Linked DNA regions of Homo sapiens: region 2 is linked to region 1. A link is a contact called in ENCODE Hi-C or POLR2A ChIA-PET data. All regions are on one chromosome and are shown on one strand. Each heading gives the region's core, a stretch centred on a gene start or an enhancer-like site at or near the end of the contact. The rest is flanking DNA. Distances are from core to core; before and after follow the strand shown.

Region 1 (7,843 bases), core at 1,412-3,911:
CCTCAAAAACAAACAAACAAAAAAAGCAAGAAAGAAAGAAAGTAAAACTTTTTAAAAGCAGTTCCTGGAGCAAATGCTATTCAAGCCTAGCCTTTCAGGGAATTCTATAGCTATTCTGAATATGCAACAGGAACTCAAAACTCCTACATTTTTAGGACTATAATCTATGTGGCTGAACACAAATCAACCTGCTTATGAGAACATTTTGCTACAAGTGTGAGCTAGCATAATATAAAGGGCAAACCTGCACCTAACAGGATCCCCCATTCCTCTTCAGTTAGACCGAATCCTCAAGTTCTTTAATATGGTTGCTGGATCTGAACATAGACTACAGGGGACAAAGAAGCCAGCACTAAGCTACCTGGGGCACCAACCAGGGCATCTGAACTTTGAATCACACAAGGTAGGGCCAGTGCTTTATTAAACATATATCTGACATTAATGACACAGGAAAATATCTAGCATTAATATTTTAATGTTTACACAGAATACAAAGCTATTTACTTTTAGGATGCCAACTTTATATAAATGATTGACACAAACAGAAAGGCATCAAAGTGATTACAACAAAATGGTTATCTTTCAGTGATTAGATTATAGGTAATCTTTCTTCTTTTTTTTTTGAGATGGAGTCTCGCTCTGTTGGCCAGGCTGGAGTGCAGTGGCACGATCTTGGCTCACTGCAACCTCCGCCTCCCAGGTTCAAGCTGATTCTCCTGCCTCAGCCTCCCGAGTAGCTGGGATTACAGGCACGTGCCACCACACCCAGCTAATTTTTTATTTTTAGTAGAAATGGGGTTTCACCATGTTGTCCAAGCTGGTCTCCAACTCTTGACCTCAGGTAATCCACCTGCCTTGGCCTACCAAAGAGCTGGGATTACAGACGTGGGCCACCGCGCCTGGCCAGCGTAATTTTTCTTCTTTAATACTGTCTGTAATGTTCAAATTTTCTACCATGTTTATGCATTATTATTATTATTTTTTAGATGGAGTCTTGCTCTGTCCCCCAGGCTAAAGTGCAGTGGTACGATCTCAGCTCACTGCAACCTCCGCCTCCTGGGTTCAAGTGATTCTCCTGCCTCCACCTCCCAGGTAGCTGGGATTACAGGTGCCCATCACTACACCCAGCTAATTTTTGTATTTTTAGTAGAGACAAGGTTTTATCATGTTGGCCAGGCTGGTCTTGAGCTCCTGACCTCGTGATCCACCCACCTTGGCCTCCCAAAGTGCTGGGATTACAGGTGTGAGCCACTGCGTCTGGCCTTTTTTTTTTTTTTTTGAGAAGGAGTCTCGCTCTGTCACCAGGCTAGAGCACAGTGGCATGATCTCAGCTCACTGCAACCTCCACCTCCCGGGTTCAAGTGATTCTCCTGCCTCAGCCTCTCAAGTAGGTGGGACTACAGGCACACTCCACCACGCCCAGCTGATTTTTGTATTTTTAGTAGAGATGGGGTTTCACCATGTTGGCCAGGATGGTCTCGATCTCCTGACCTCGTGATCCGCCTGCCTCGGCCTCCCAAAGTGCTGGGATTATTACAGGCGTAAGCCACCATGCCCGGCCCCGGCCTTTTTTTTAACCAGGCTCTTCCCATATCCCCGTCTCTGCTACACTCTCTAGCCTTTGATGTCCACTATTCTACTCCACTTCTGCACATTATAATGAAGAAAAAAGCAGGTGGTGGCTCACACTTGTAATCCCAGGACTTTGAGAGGCTGAGGTGGGAGGATCACTTAAACCAGGCAGTTTGAGACCAGCCTGGGCAGCAAAGCGAGACCTCATCTCTACTAAAAATTAAAAAAAAAAAAAAAAAAAAAAAAAGGCCAGGCTTGGTGGCTCACGCCTGTAATCCCAGCACTTTGGGAGGCCAAGGCGGGCAGATCACAAGGTCAGGAGATCGAGACCATCATGGCTAACACCGTGAAACCCCGTCTCTACTAAAAATACAAAAAATTAGCTGGGTGTGGTGGCGGGCGCCTGTAGTCCCAGCTACTCGAGAGGCTGAGGCAGGAGAATGGTGTGAACCCGGGAGGCAGAGCTTGCAGTGAGCCGAGACTGCCCTAGTGCACTCCAGCCTGGGCGACAGAGCGAGACTCCGTCTCAAAAAAAAAAAAAAAAAAAGGTACAGTGGTATGCACCTATAGTCCCAACTACTCAGGAGGCTGAGGCAAGAGGATCCCTTGAACCCAAGAATTAGATTGCAGTGAGCTATAACTGTGCCACTGCACTTCAACCTGGATGACAGAATGAGACCGTCTCAAAAAAAAAAAAACAACTTCAGGTTTTTCAAGGACAGCAAAGCAAAAAAGTCACCAAAAGACTTCAAAGAAGAAAAATACCCTAGAAAATAAATTTACTTTTCACCTTACAAGAAAAATTCAGTCAAGACAACAAGTCTGCTTAACAGAAAACAACATTCTAGAGTTTTAGAGGTGAACGGGATTTTAGGGGTTTCCTAGATCAGTATTTTCACTTTACGGATAAGAACAGTGAGATCCAGGTGGTAAAGAGATTTGCCAAGGGTTATCTAGCAAGTTAGTTGGCAGCACAGGGATTATCTTCTAATTTGCTGTAAGTTTAGGAACTAGGCAACTACGCTTATCTGCATGTCTAAAAATAAAAATAAACAGGCCATTTAAGAGGCTGGGCAGGGGCGTGGTGGTGCATGCCTGTAATCCCAGCTACTTGGGAGGCTGAGGCAATGAGAATCGCTTGAACCCAGGAGGCGGAGGTTGCAGTGAGCTAAGATCGCGCCACTGCACTCCAGCCTGGGCAAACAGGGTGAGACTTCATCTCAAAAAAAAAAAAAAAAAAAAGAGGCTGGGCAGGACTCTTCTTTAAGCAGAGAGCATGATTTGGAACCTGGACTTTGTTACAGGTTCTTGTTGTTACTGCATTTCCTGCTTCTTGGCTGGGTTCCTCATTAACTGATGAGGTTGCCCAACAGAAGGGCTCTAGATAGGTGATGTATTAGTAACACAGTTAATTATATGCTAAGAGAAGGTGACTATCTTTGGCTTTATTACAAAATTGCCCTCTACATCAATTTTGCTCTTATTTTCAAGTTTCCTTTATTTTTAAGAGAAATGTTCAACCAAATTACAGAACCATAGCCTTTCAGAGAAAGGAAGTGACAGCAAACTTACCTGTTTAAAAAAAAAAGGAAAATCATGACAAGGCAGGTCACAGCTCGCCCACTGGGATGACCACAGGGGTGCAGGTGTTAAAGCAGAGGCTGCTCAGATCAGTAAACGTGCATAGTTCATGCCAATGCCCCCCCAATACCTTGCTGTCCAAAAGAAGGTTGTCTGGTTTGATGTCTCTGTGGATGAATCCAAGTTGGTGAATAGAGTCTATGGCTAATACTGTTTCTGCTATATAAAACTGAGTCTCCTCTTCTGTCAGAGTGTCTTTTTTCATCAACAAGGTCATCATGTCCCCTGGAAACAAGAAGATACAAAGCCACCACACACACACACACACACACACACACACACACACACAACATACGAGTGAGTACCAATTTTCAGATATGTCTTCCCTATCTGCCAAAATAAGGCGGCTAAACAGACCTCTTCTGTGTGCCAGAGATAGACCCACATGGCCAACATGGGAAGAAATGGGATTTTCACACCTAAGCTAGCTAAGGTTGACCACTAAGCTGTGATTTCTATTTTACTTTTGAGAGAAAAAGAAAATTTCTCCCACACTTTAAAAAACAACTGTATTTGCTTAGGATAATTTTTTGGACTCGGGGTAAAATGCTACTTTACTTTTCACTTTGCCTGAACAAGTATCTGCAAGCTTTTCTGCATCTGTAACTAAATGGCACTTCCACATACAATCTATGTATTGTTATAGAGAGGCTGAAATGCCAAATAAAAATGTAAACACTCGGGCAGGCTGAAAACAAGCTTTCCAACTTCTATTCACAGAACACAAACAAATAAAAAGGAAGGACTTGGGTAGCAAAGCATTAGTCAACAAAAGCTAAAAATGAACTGAAAATGCTATACACTAGAATGTGCAATAACTGCCTCCTGGAAGAGTACAATGAACACCTCTCAAGGTCAGTGCTTTTTTTTCTCTAGTGCGTTATTATAGGTATTTAAATGGACACTAGTACCCTTTATGTAACTTTTAAAACACAGTATCAGTATTCTAGCAGTTAAAAGGTAACCTCGTTAGTTTTCTGCAAAGTCAAAATTTCATCATTTCTAATACCAGCAACATAAAATGGCAGAAAAAGATTCAGGTCCTAACTCAACAGTGAGAAATGCAAAGAAAATATGTATAAGGAGTTTAAAACTAAGAGAAACAGTAAAGATTCAGTTTAGACCTCACATAAAGTCACTTATGTTAGAAAACAAGGAAAAGAGAAAGAAACCTCTGATTTTAACAGAGCATCATGCTGCTTTTTCAGTTTCATTTCATTTAGAACATTATGTTTTGTATTATTGGAGAAAAGTAGCTATTTTTCCCTCAGGCAAAAATTAAACCATTTATTAAAGTGCTCTTTTTCAGTCCAATACTTAAAAAATATGATTTCCTAATCACTCCTGGCAGCCCTTCAATCTGGAGACCCACCAGACACATGGAGACAGTGCACTTGGGCTGCTACCCCAGTAAGGTAGCTATACGGCCTTAGTTCTGTGGCTCAGGAGAGCAGTCAATGGGGCCTCGCCTGTGCAAGTTTGCCCAGATGATTGGAGAGCTCAGGCCAGATGCTCTATGGCTCTGCAGGCCAGCTCCACCAAGTGCAAAGGGCAGGGTCCAGGAGACATGAGAAGCTACGGAAGATGGTACAGGTTGAGGCTTGAGGACACGTTAGGAGCTGGTAACCAAGTTGGCTCTTACTCTTATTTAAGAACTAGCATCTAAATGTTAAAAAAGTTTCTCCTCATTCTACCAGACTCTTTTCTAACATTAATCAACTGTTTATTTTTTATTAAATGTGTTTCTTTATTAAAAAGTATTGATGACCCTAAATCTAAGGGTTGTCACAAAATCAAAATATTATGCCACAATTATAGGAACAAAAAAGAAAAAAGTTCTCTCTCTTTTTTTTTCCCACCAGAGTTTGCTCAGAGTTCATCTGCTCACTGACAAACAGACTGCTTTCCTCAGAACAGATGGCATGTTCTGTTCTGGGTTTACTTTGGAGCTGTCTTAGGAGATGCTCATGCTGAGTTACATAAAACTTAAAATTTCAGAAATGAGAAATTTTTTCTGGCTACTAATATGGGTAACAAAAAATTCACTCCTTATTAATATGTTATACAAAAAGAAACAAAAATTTGGAGCAAAGGATGTTATAGCTTCAATGTTGTCACTTGGGTTATTGATCATATATGATTCCCATTGACAGGAGAGCAGGCAGAGCACCCTAATTTATTCCTATATATTTTAAAAAGAAGAAGAAAAGAAAGAAATGTCCATCTGAAATCATGTAAATGAATTAACAGGTTACTTTTATGGTACTAAGATTGTAGAAAGGCACCCCAGCACAAGACAGGTTACTGACTTCCTTTATAGACCTAAAAAAGGATATAGAAAGCAACTTTGTGAGCACATTTAAAAGTAGAAAGGAGGGTTAATCGTGATGTGAGAGAAAGAAACCACAGAACAAAAAGAAAAAATGACCTTTCATCGTCAAGTAATTACCTCCAGGCAGGAACTCCATGATTAGGTAGAGGTTTAGCTTATCCTGAAAACTATAGAACATTTTCACAACCCACAAACTGTCTGCCTCCACTAGAATGTCACGCTCCGCACGAATGTGGCCAACCTGGAGGTATATGCATTTGATTAATGACAAAGCTTGCTCTGCTTTATTAGATTGTATATTTGCTTAAACAATTTAAATACTGTGCTTAAATACTGTTTTGAGTATTTAATCGTGATGATATAAAAGATCCAATTTCTGCTTAGGCAAACCTACTAACTCAAAATTGACAACATTTGACTTCAAGGTATTCAGTGATGAAAACTTGAGTGATGAAAGGCTTTAAAAAATGGCAAAATGAATGGCTTTAATGCAAATAGCAACTTTAACACTGCTATAAACTGAATCTCTGATTAGTTAAAATTACTACTCTTTTGCATAGAGTTTTGTCTAATAATCTTTTATGATAAAAATAAGTCCCCAAAGTGAGACTCTCTTCCAAGTTCTTCCTCGGGTCTGCACTAGTATCTGCAACAACAGTGAGCTCACTGACAAATTCTAGAATGCTATGATACCACAGCATTTAGTTCACTGCTATGTGCTCAATCAATCCTTACTGAATTGAAATACAAGAACACCTATGAAAAGTTGTAGATTCAAATTAATGACATTTCCAATTTTATACTTTTACTGAAATACCTATAAAGGACCAAGTTGTAGAAAGTTTCAGAGAACCGGAATTATTTTGTTAAAGCAATGCTTTATTATCAAATTTACCTTATTTACTTTAAATGCAGAACAGTAATCAAACATCACTGCATATTATCAAATCCCCCCCACACACACTTTTTTTAAAACAAGATGGGGTCTCGCTCTGTCACTCCGGCTAGAGTGCAGTGGCGTGATCATAGCTCACTGAAGCCTCAAACTCCTGGTCTAAAGTGATCCTCCTGCCTCAGCCTCCTAAGTAGCTAGGATTATAGGTGTGTGCCACCATGCCTGGCCCCTCCCCTCTTTTTTAAGTGTCACAAGGTCTAAATTGGGTTGATTCAGATCTAAATTTATTAAGACTCAGTCCAATCCCTGAATAGTGGTTTTGGTCTTAACATATGCTACAGGTCTTGACTTTTTACAACATGTTCTGAAGTAAAACATGTACCAAGGTTCACAAATTGGCAAATTTAGTCCATGGCTGTTGGCAAATTTAGTCCATGGCTGTTGTTTGGTTTAATACAATGTTTGATATGATGCTTGTTTTATTGACATGTCTTTAGGGAGACAAGGCACTCTTCCATTACTCTTCCATTTCAACACCCTCTCCCCTGGTCTTATATCTAACTTGCTTCAGGCTTCTATGCTAACTCTTGGAGGCCCAGAGGCATTTGACTTTATGTATTTGAGTTTTCAGTATCTACTAAAATCATTCTTTGGGGAATTTTTTTAAAAGCTGCAACTGTACAGAAAACCTACATCTTTACATCTGTACTTATGGTATTGGGGTGGGAAAAAATGGACAATAAGGGTGAAAAGAAACAGTGCTATGAAACACAATGAAACCAAGTAAAGCATCTGCCTTTACTTGACCTTAATACAGAAGCAAAGCTTTTGGGAAACAGTAACATTGCTTGCTGCCCCACAGCCATGGCTAGGACCCAGTCACTACAAGACATTAATACAGTAGAAGGCAGCCTTCATCTGCCTGTCTCCCCTGGCTCCCATTAAGCTCCCTACCTACTGCAGGGAGCCAGAGAAAAGGAGAGGCACTACAATTACCACTTGTCACTCACCCTGGAGGACACAATGGTGCCCATAACATTTCCTGTTTGTCAAGGGGAAAGCTACCATGAGCACACCTTGCCTTTCTCTTGAGGCTGAAACAGTAGCAAGAAACCTCATGGTTTGAAAGTGGAGTTGGCTGAATATAGATTAAGGGAGGGAAGAGTCTGAGGTGCAATTTATACAAAAAGGTTCTCTTTCCCCTATTCCATAAATATTTAATAAGGTGGGGGGTGCTAGTTGCTATCCTGTGCCCTAAGAAAGCAGAAATAAAAGCCAGTTTTTTGTCCCATCAATAACTGTATACTGGCATCACAACTGAAGGTTTTCCTTTTGCACTGGAAGAGAAACATCAGAAGCTAGTTAGATGTCATGTCTTACCCTTTAAATTTTTCCAGGTAGCA
Region 2 (7,843 bases), core at 3,194-5,693, 240 kb after region 1:
CAGACCTAGGTACATCCTCTTTGGTGAGGAAGAGGCCAGAGAGTATGAGGGTCATGGTCCCAGCCAGGGCCAGATGCCACAGCCCTTAAAAGCTCTCTCCTCCCACCCTGCTCCTCTACCCATCCCCCAACTCACCATTGGAGGCAGTGAAATCAATGGCCACAGTGAAGTTGATCTGGGTCCTAGAAGAGGGAGAACAGCAGGGGAGTCACCTGGAGGGAGGCAGGGCTGTGGGAGGGGGGACAGTGCTAGACATTGGCTACCACCCTGGCTCTGCTGCTTGCCAGGTGTGTGGCCTTGGTGAAGTCATTCATCTCTTTCTAGTTCTGGAGAGCTGAGATAGTAATGCCAGCTATGCCCCCCTTACAGGATTAATGAGCATCAGAAGAGTTATGCAGTAGGAAAGCTCTTTGAAGATGATTGTGTTCTGTGTGGGCATGTGGCTATGGTCACTTATTTCCTCCACAAACCCTACCCCCTGGGCCCACCTGTGTAGGCTGGGTGAGGTTGGGTCTCATTGGATTGCTGACTCAAATTTGGAGTGAGATTCAGGACGAAAACTCATTTGACAAAAAAGAGAGTCAAATAGACATTATGCATCTCCTAAAGAAAGAATAGAATACCACCCATGAAGTTGTCTTACCAAAAAATTGAACCTGATTCTGATTGAGGCTCCAGAGCTGTCTAGTTAGTTACAGGAAATACAAGGGACAGAGGAACACATTAAATGACACCACAGGAGATGCAGCCAGCAAAATCCAGTCTTTGGGAAACTCTGTAGAAGCACTACCAGAGACAGCAGCAGCACCATCTCCTGGGAATATGCTGGGCCTCTCAGACTCTATCTAGCTCTCCTGAATCTTTTTTTGGAAAAGAGGTCTCGCTCTGTCACCCAGGCTGAAATGCAGTGGCGTGATCACAGCTCACTTCAGCCTCAACCTCCTGGGCTCAAGCAGTTTTCCCACCTCAGCCTCCTAAATAGCTGGGACCACAGGCACGCACCACCACACCTGGCTTTTTTTTTTCTTTTTGCAGAGATGGGGTCTCATTATATTGGCCAACCTGGTCTTGAACTCCTGGGCAAAAGTAATCCTCCTGCCTCAGCCTCCCAAAGTGCTGGGATTACAGGTGTGAGCCACCACATCTGGCTGAATATTAGATTCTCTTGGTGGGGTACAGGAATCTGTGTTAGCAAGCCATTCAGGTGCTTGGGGGGAATGAATAGATGAAAAGAGAATTAAGAGACCAACCCACCAATCACAGCCTATGGCTCTTGCCTGGATTTCTGACTCAAACAAACCAATTTTAAAACTATAAGATAATTGGGGAGATGTAAACATTTACTAGATATTTAGTATTAAGGAATTGTTAATTTTTTAGGTGTGGTTATGGTATTGTGGTTATGTTTGATAAAGAGAGAGTCCTTATGTTTTAGAAAGACATCCTAAAGCATTTGGGGATAAAATATGATGGCTGGGATTTGCTTCAAATTGGATATTGGGAGCCTGAGGTGGGAGGATTGATTGACACTAGGAGTTCAAGGCCAGCCTGAGCAACATAGTGAGACCTCAAAAATAAAAAAAAAAAACCCACTAAAATAAAAAATAATAATAAATGACTGAATGAAGGGTGGAGTGCATGAAACAAGACTGGCTATGATGTGGTAATGGCTGAAGCTGGGTGAAGGGTACTTGCATGTTGATTATACCTTTTCTCCACATTTGCATGTGTTTGACGTTTTCTATAATAAAAAGTTAGGTTTTGAGGATTCAGATTCAGGCTTGAGACTTTCTGAGGGCTTGGCCATTCTAGGTTCTCTGCCGGGTCCAGACAGAACAAAGCTGACAAACACAAGTCCCTGATAAAGTCTAGTCTTATGGTTCTCACACGGCAGTGAGCATAGAATCACTACGGGTGCTTGCTTAAGAAGATTCCAGGGCTCCACCCCAGAAATGCCAATTGAGTTTGTCTGGAGTGGCTCCCAGAATCTACCTCTTGAAAAAATGTCCACTGCCTTCATCCAGGGATTATGAGGACACGAGGCTGGGATAACGCTGGGGAAAACTCTGTTCTAGTAATTCTTAGTTGGGGCTATGGATGATGTAAGATCAGGTAGGCCTCACCTCACTTGCATTTAGCAGAAGGTGCCTATCAGAAACCACAGCTCTATCAGCCCAAGATCCCTGTCACAGACACAGCAGAAGGTCCCTATCAGAAACCACCTGATCACAGCTGAGCTGCTGCTCATGGAACCCTCACTCACCCCCAGGGAAATGTCAAGGACATGGTTAGCAGGAGACCCCAGCCAGGGTCTGCTGGCCACAGACAGTCATCCCCACCTCTTTCTCCTCTTCTGCTGGCTGGGGGCAGAGCATCCAGAGGATTCCAGGCAGTAGGATAGAAGGAGCCGCAAAGCTAGCAAGAACCTGGGTCCCTGAATGACTGCGTGGATCATCTCCCCACCCAACCCTGCCATCCCACAGATGAAAAACAGACCTTTATTGGTATGAAGGCTTGAGGTTAGGGAATTATGTGTTACAGCAGTTGACCTACCATACTCATCTGCTGTTTGTTGTCACCCCCGCTTCAGTGTGGAATGTAGAACGCATGTCTTTGTTAGAGGTAGGGAGACATTTGGAGGGTGAAAGTCCCGCTCCCAGGGCCACTCTTGGGAAGATGATTCTGGCCTGTGGGACTATACTGGAGGGACACTGTTGGACTGGCTCTTCCAAATACAGGGTGAGGGGAAAGGCAGGCCTTGCTCTAACTAGTCCTCCCCTGCCCTGGGTTCTGAAAAGCCTTGGGAAAGGAAGCAATTGGAAAGCAGATCCTCTTGTGGGAAAATTACTCGCAGCAGCCTAGTGTCTCCTGCCTAAGGGTAGAACACAGGCTGCTGAGCAACCAGCTCCTCCTCTGACAGTGGGGCCAAAGTACCCATACCCTTCCTCCTGGGTCCAGGTGGGCAGGTGAGGGAGGCCAGGGAGGAGAGGATCCCTAGACATCAGCTTCCTGCCTGGGCATGCATGCCAGGCTCTCAGTCCCTGGAGCCAGCTCCCTCACTCAGGCTCTCCAGAGAGTTTAAAGAGAGGGCTGGCTCTGGGGCTATAACCTGCCCAGTATGGGTGGCACCAGCTTAGCTCAGCCTCTGAGGGCTCCTTTTCGATGAAACCTCACAGCATCCAGCCCTTTAACTCATCAGTCTCCATCTTCATCCCACCCCACCCGCTAACTGCAAGTCAGGCAGGCTAGACTGATTCATTACTATAGAATGAAAGGCAGCATGTTATGGGAGAAGGAACCCTGCCACCATCTAGGCGTGTGGCTTCAGGCAAGCTCTGTAAAATGGGGATAACTGTTCTGATCCTGCCCACTGTGTTCTGTAAGTTGGGGGTACTATGCAAATGAAAAAAATAAATAGGATGGACTGGGTGTGGTGGCTCATGCCTGTAATCCCAGCACTTTGGGAGGCCGAGGCAGGCGAATCACCTGAGGTCAGGAGTTCGAGACCAGCCTGGCCAAAATGGTGAAAGCCCGTCTCTACTAAAAATACAAAAATTAGCTGGGGGTGGTGGCGCATGCCTGTAGCCCCAGCTACTCTACTTGATAGGCTGAGGCAGGAGAATTGCTTGAACCCAGGAGGCGGAGGTTGCAGTAAGCCGAGATTGTGCCACTGCACTCCAGCCTGAGTGACAGAGCGAGACTCTGTCTCAAAAAATAAATAAAATAAAATAAAATAAAATAAACATAAATAAAAATAAACAGGATGAGGGGTGTTTGAGAGTTACCAGGTGCTATGGACTGTAAGGGGTGGCTGATTAATGGGATTGAGAGGGAAGCAATTTTGATGGGGGAAGAGTGCAAAGGCGGGGTCTGGAGTCAGCCCAGAGGAGGGGCAGGTAAGAGCAGAGGAGCTCCTGAGTGACTGGAGGCAGGGTGTGTGCTCAGTGGGTAGGAGGAGAGCTTGCAGCCTTGAGACTGCAAGCTCAAGGCAGCAGGGAGTGTTGTCATGGGAAAGTGAGTGTGGCTTCCCAGGACCTGACTTCTCCCTCTGCCCTGGAGAACCAGGCAGCCAAGGGTCCACTTGGCTGGGATGAGCCTTTGGCAGTTGCTCCTGCCTGTCTCCTTTCCAGACAGGTGCAGTCACTCACCTGCGGGCTCTTGGCTGCCCACGCCCTGACCTGGCACCTGTCCTGGCAGGCAGCATGCTGGGCAGGCTCTACCCTTAGAGCCAGGCTCTTTCCGTGAGCTGCTGGCTGGGGCCTCCTGGCTCCCCCATCTGTCTGGGCCTAGACACTGTGCCTGGTGGTTCTTTCTGCTCCTTAAACTCATGTTTGACCACCTGCTGGCCCCAGGACCAATCCCTGGCTTATCCCCAATCCCGCTGCCCTTACAGGGCCCTAATAACAGTGAGCAGGTTAATCACTGTCCCCCTCCCCCAACCAGACAGATCAGAGGTGTCAGAAGCTCAGAGCTGTAAGGAACCTTAACACTTACCTATTCCGTTCTCTTTGTGTACAGAGGAGGAAACTGATACCCTGAGAGGAAAAATGACTCACCCAAAGGAACCCAGCAAATTAATGGCAAAGAGAGGCCTAGAGCCTGGGCCTCCTGACTCCTATTGCAGGGTTCTTTCTACATCCCCAAGCCCTTGGCTTTCTGTCACGGAGTCCCTACCAGCTCCAGGTCCTGTCTCTGCATGGAGACCTGACATGACCCAGGCCAGCCTCCTTGGCTCAGGAGTTCCCTCCAAGCTGCTTGGGATCTGGGGATGTGCAGGGCTCTGGATGAGTTGTCTCAGCCCAAACACCAGGGTTTGCTCAGAGCCCAGCACCACAGCCTTCAACCAGGGCTTTGAAGAGGCCAGGGTGGGGCCAGAGCCGGTCCTGTCGGTGTGTGGGGCCCTTTCCCTCTCCCCAAGGCCCATGAAATTGGCTGTATCTCTTCTCACCCTCCTTTGATGTAGTCAAGGAAGGTGCACTCTGACTCCACAGCAAAGGAAAGCAGGGTGACCTTCAAAACAAAAGGGAGCTTGGTCAGTGGGGAGCCTGGGGTCAGGGGAGATGGGTTATGATTCGAGAGCTGACATTGACAGAACACTCGGCATGTGCCAGTTTTGCATGCATGACTGCATGCACTGCCCACACCACCCCATGAAGTACTATTATTATCCCCACTTTATAGCCAAGGAAACTGAAACCCAAAGAGGTGGTGCAATGTGCCCAAGGACACTGCCAGGGCAGAGAAGGGATCTGAAACCAGGGTGTGTCTGACTTCAGAGCCTGCACTCTTGACCTTGACGGAAGGGTCCCATCTGTGTCAGTGGAACCGGGGTCCAAGCCAAGGGTGTTAGTTTCCTCTAAGTGGGCACTGGCTCTTCAGCCCCAGGGACCTAGGGTGGGGTGTGGAGGACAAGGGGGCCCTCCTGGCACAGGCCTAACAACCTGCCAATGCCGACCAGCTTCAGGCTTCCATGTGCCTAGAGCTATTAGTCCTGAAATGTGCCTCTTTGGACTGTGCTTATCTTAAATCTTACTGGTCCCATCTCATCCCTCTCAGACCCAAGATCCTGCCTCATAAGTAGCCCATCCTTTTCCCCAGAGGTAACTGACTACCCCAGGCCCCCTCCCCCAAGCAGAGGCCTTTTAACCTATGCCCTGGCAAAGTTAGCTTTGGCTTTGCCAAGACAGGCAGCTACCTGGCAGCTCATTATCATAACAATTTAGAATCAAGGAGACAAATGAAAGCCTGGCATCCTAGGCCAATTATATGAGACAAGATTAGGGCAGAGGACCTTTCACCTGTGTAAGAGAACGAACTCCTCTCTGGTAGTTTGGGAGCCCCCTATTCATGAAGATTCAGCTGTTTTTACAGGCTCATTGGGAGGGCCAGGTGAGAGCACCACCCTTACTTGGCAGTAAGACCCCCAGCTATTGTGGTTAAGGTATTAGGCACCTGGATGAACCACAGGCCTCCTTCCAAGTGTGGCAGCTCAGACTTACTAGGAACCACGGCAGTGGCTTCAACCCTGACTGATGACCATGAGATGCCCTGGGGGCTCTTAGATCATCCTGCAGCCCAGACCCATTATAGCCGAGTTTCCGGGGCTACATGAATGTTTCAGAGATCTTCTTTTTTTTTTTTTTTTTTAGCTCTTCACGTAAGTCTAATCTGCAGACACAGTTGACCACTCCCCATTCCAACCCCCAGGATGAAGCAATGCCCTAACTGCCCTGACCATATGGGTTCACCCAGGGGCTCGCAGGGTGAAAGCAGACTTTCCCCTATTCAAAGGGTAGTGTCCCTAGACCAGAGCGTCAGCATCACCTCGATGCCAGGTAGAAATGCAGAAATGCAGATTCTTGGCATTTTCACAAGATCCCCAGGGGATTCTGCACACCATAAGTAAGGGATGAAAAGCACTAAACACAGATTCCTGGGCCTCCTAAAGTGGAATCCCAGGGAACTGGCCTGGGCGTCTGTATTTCAGCAAGCTTTCTGCATCCCGGGTGATTTTTCGCGATGAAGATGGGGAAATGCTGGAGTAAAAGGAAAGTCAAGAGACCTGGGCCTAGGCCCGCTCTGTCTCCAGCTCACTGTGTGACCTGGGACAAATCGCATGCCCTCTCTAGGCCACAGTTTCTTCGTCTCTAAAGTAAGAAGGCTGGATGAGATCAGTGGTTTTTGAACCTTTTTATTCCCAGCTGGGGAAGGTGCTGTCTTCCCTAGGGGAATTTAGGAAGGCGTGGGAGAATTTTGGGGGTTCTCATAATGACTGGGGCTCTACTGGTAGCTATGGGCAGCAGCCAGGGGTGCTAAACATCCTGTGAGATGAAGAATTTTCCTGCCCAAATGCTGACAGCCTCTCCACTAAGAAACACCGCAGCCTTGGACAAAGGAAATATGACTCCAAGCCCCAGTCTGTGAAGCAGTTACAATCAAAGAAGTGGTGTTCAGTCCCCTTTGAATGAGCAGAGTAATTTTACAGTTCACAAGCCTGCATCTCCCATGTGTCTGTCACAGCTGCCCTGTGCAGTGGCAAGGTGGGGATGATTTATTAGTCCTACTTTACAGACGGAGAAAATGAGGCTTCTCAGAGGAACCCCAGAGCTCCTGAAAACCTCTTCTAGGTCTGGAGATACAGTCTGCCTGACTCAAATGACCAGGCTTGGCTGCACTAGCCATGGGCCTCTAGAGTGAGGAAGGAACACAGAGAGGATGAATCTGGGTGTGTTTGCACTGCAGAGAAAGTGGCTTGTTCTAGAAATGCACTGTGAGCTCCACCTCAGGGCCTTTGCATGTGCTGTTCTCTACAGCAGGAATGCTGGAATTCCCTTTCCCCAGTATCCTCAATACTTCCTCCATTGCCTGTCCCTTTACCCTTTATACTTTTTCCATAGCTCTCATAATCAACTGACACACACAGGCATGTGTGTGTGTGTGTGTGTGTTTTTTTTTTTTCTCTGTCTCCTCCCACTAGAATATAAGCACCAGGGATTTGGGTCTGTCTTGTTTCCAGCTGTATCTGATGTGCCTAGAATAGTGCCTGGCACACAGTAGCACTCAGTAAGTATTTGCTGAAGAAGCGTATGAATGTCCTCAAGACCAGCCCCGAGAAGCCACTAGGCCGGCGTGTCATCCCAGGAAGGTCACGGTTAAGCAGGGGCAGCGCCCGTAGCAGCTGCCAGCTCTGGAGTGAGATGTCATGTTGAGTCCCATCTCTACCACTTTCTAGCTGTGTGACCTTGGCTGAGTCACTTTCCTGCTTGCAGCCTTGGTTTCCTCTTTCATGACTAGGGGATGATAATATCTGCCTCTCAGGGCAACAACCTGTGAAAAGCACCAA

Evidence for each region. Hi-C counts contacts between places; a loop is a spot of excess contacts on that map. ChIA-PET counts read pairs that join two places held with the same protein, here RNA polymerase II (POLR2A). Pooled maps may share reads with other maps.
Region 2: a pooled map shows a loop between it and region 1 (4-fold over the local background). The contact joins two enhancer-like sites. A Hi-C loop is called at or near these places in 1 of 37 single-sample maps with no recorded cell type and 3 of 50 pooled maps. POLR2A ChIA-PET finds 5 or more read pairs at or near these places in 3 of 52 experiments (IMR-90, K562 and OCI-LY7).

The regions. Positions count from the first base shown.
Region 1 is chr6:36,512,055-36,519,897 of GRCh38, forward strand. STK38 (serine/threonine kinase 38) reads right to left here. Exons shown (of 14, transcript NM_007271.4): 6 at 5,663-5,786; 7 at 3,284-3,438. Among named protein-coding and RNA genes, the nearest start is that of STK38, 32 kb to the right of the region's middle. Within about 2 kb of position 2,662, at least 3 of the 41 ENCODE cell types and tissues checked have a DNase peak (open chromatin) inside an H3K27ac peak, as active enhancers do.
Region 2 is chr6:36,748,086-36,755,928 of GRCh38, forward strand. It overlaps CPNE5 (copine 5), which reads right to left. Exons shown (of 21, transcript NM_020939.2): 14 at 4,949-5,010; 15 at 136-182. Among named protein-coding and RNA genes, the nearest start is that of RAB44, 54 kb to the left of the region's middle. RefSeq lists an enhancer at 7,277-7,843. Within about 2 kb of position 4,444, at least 14 of the 41 ENCODE cell types and tissues checked have a DNase peak (open chromatin) inside an H3K27ac peak, as active enhancers do.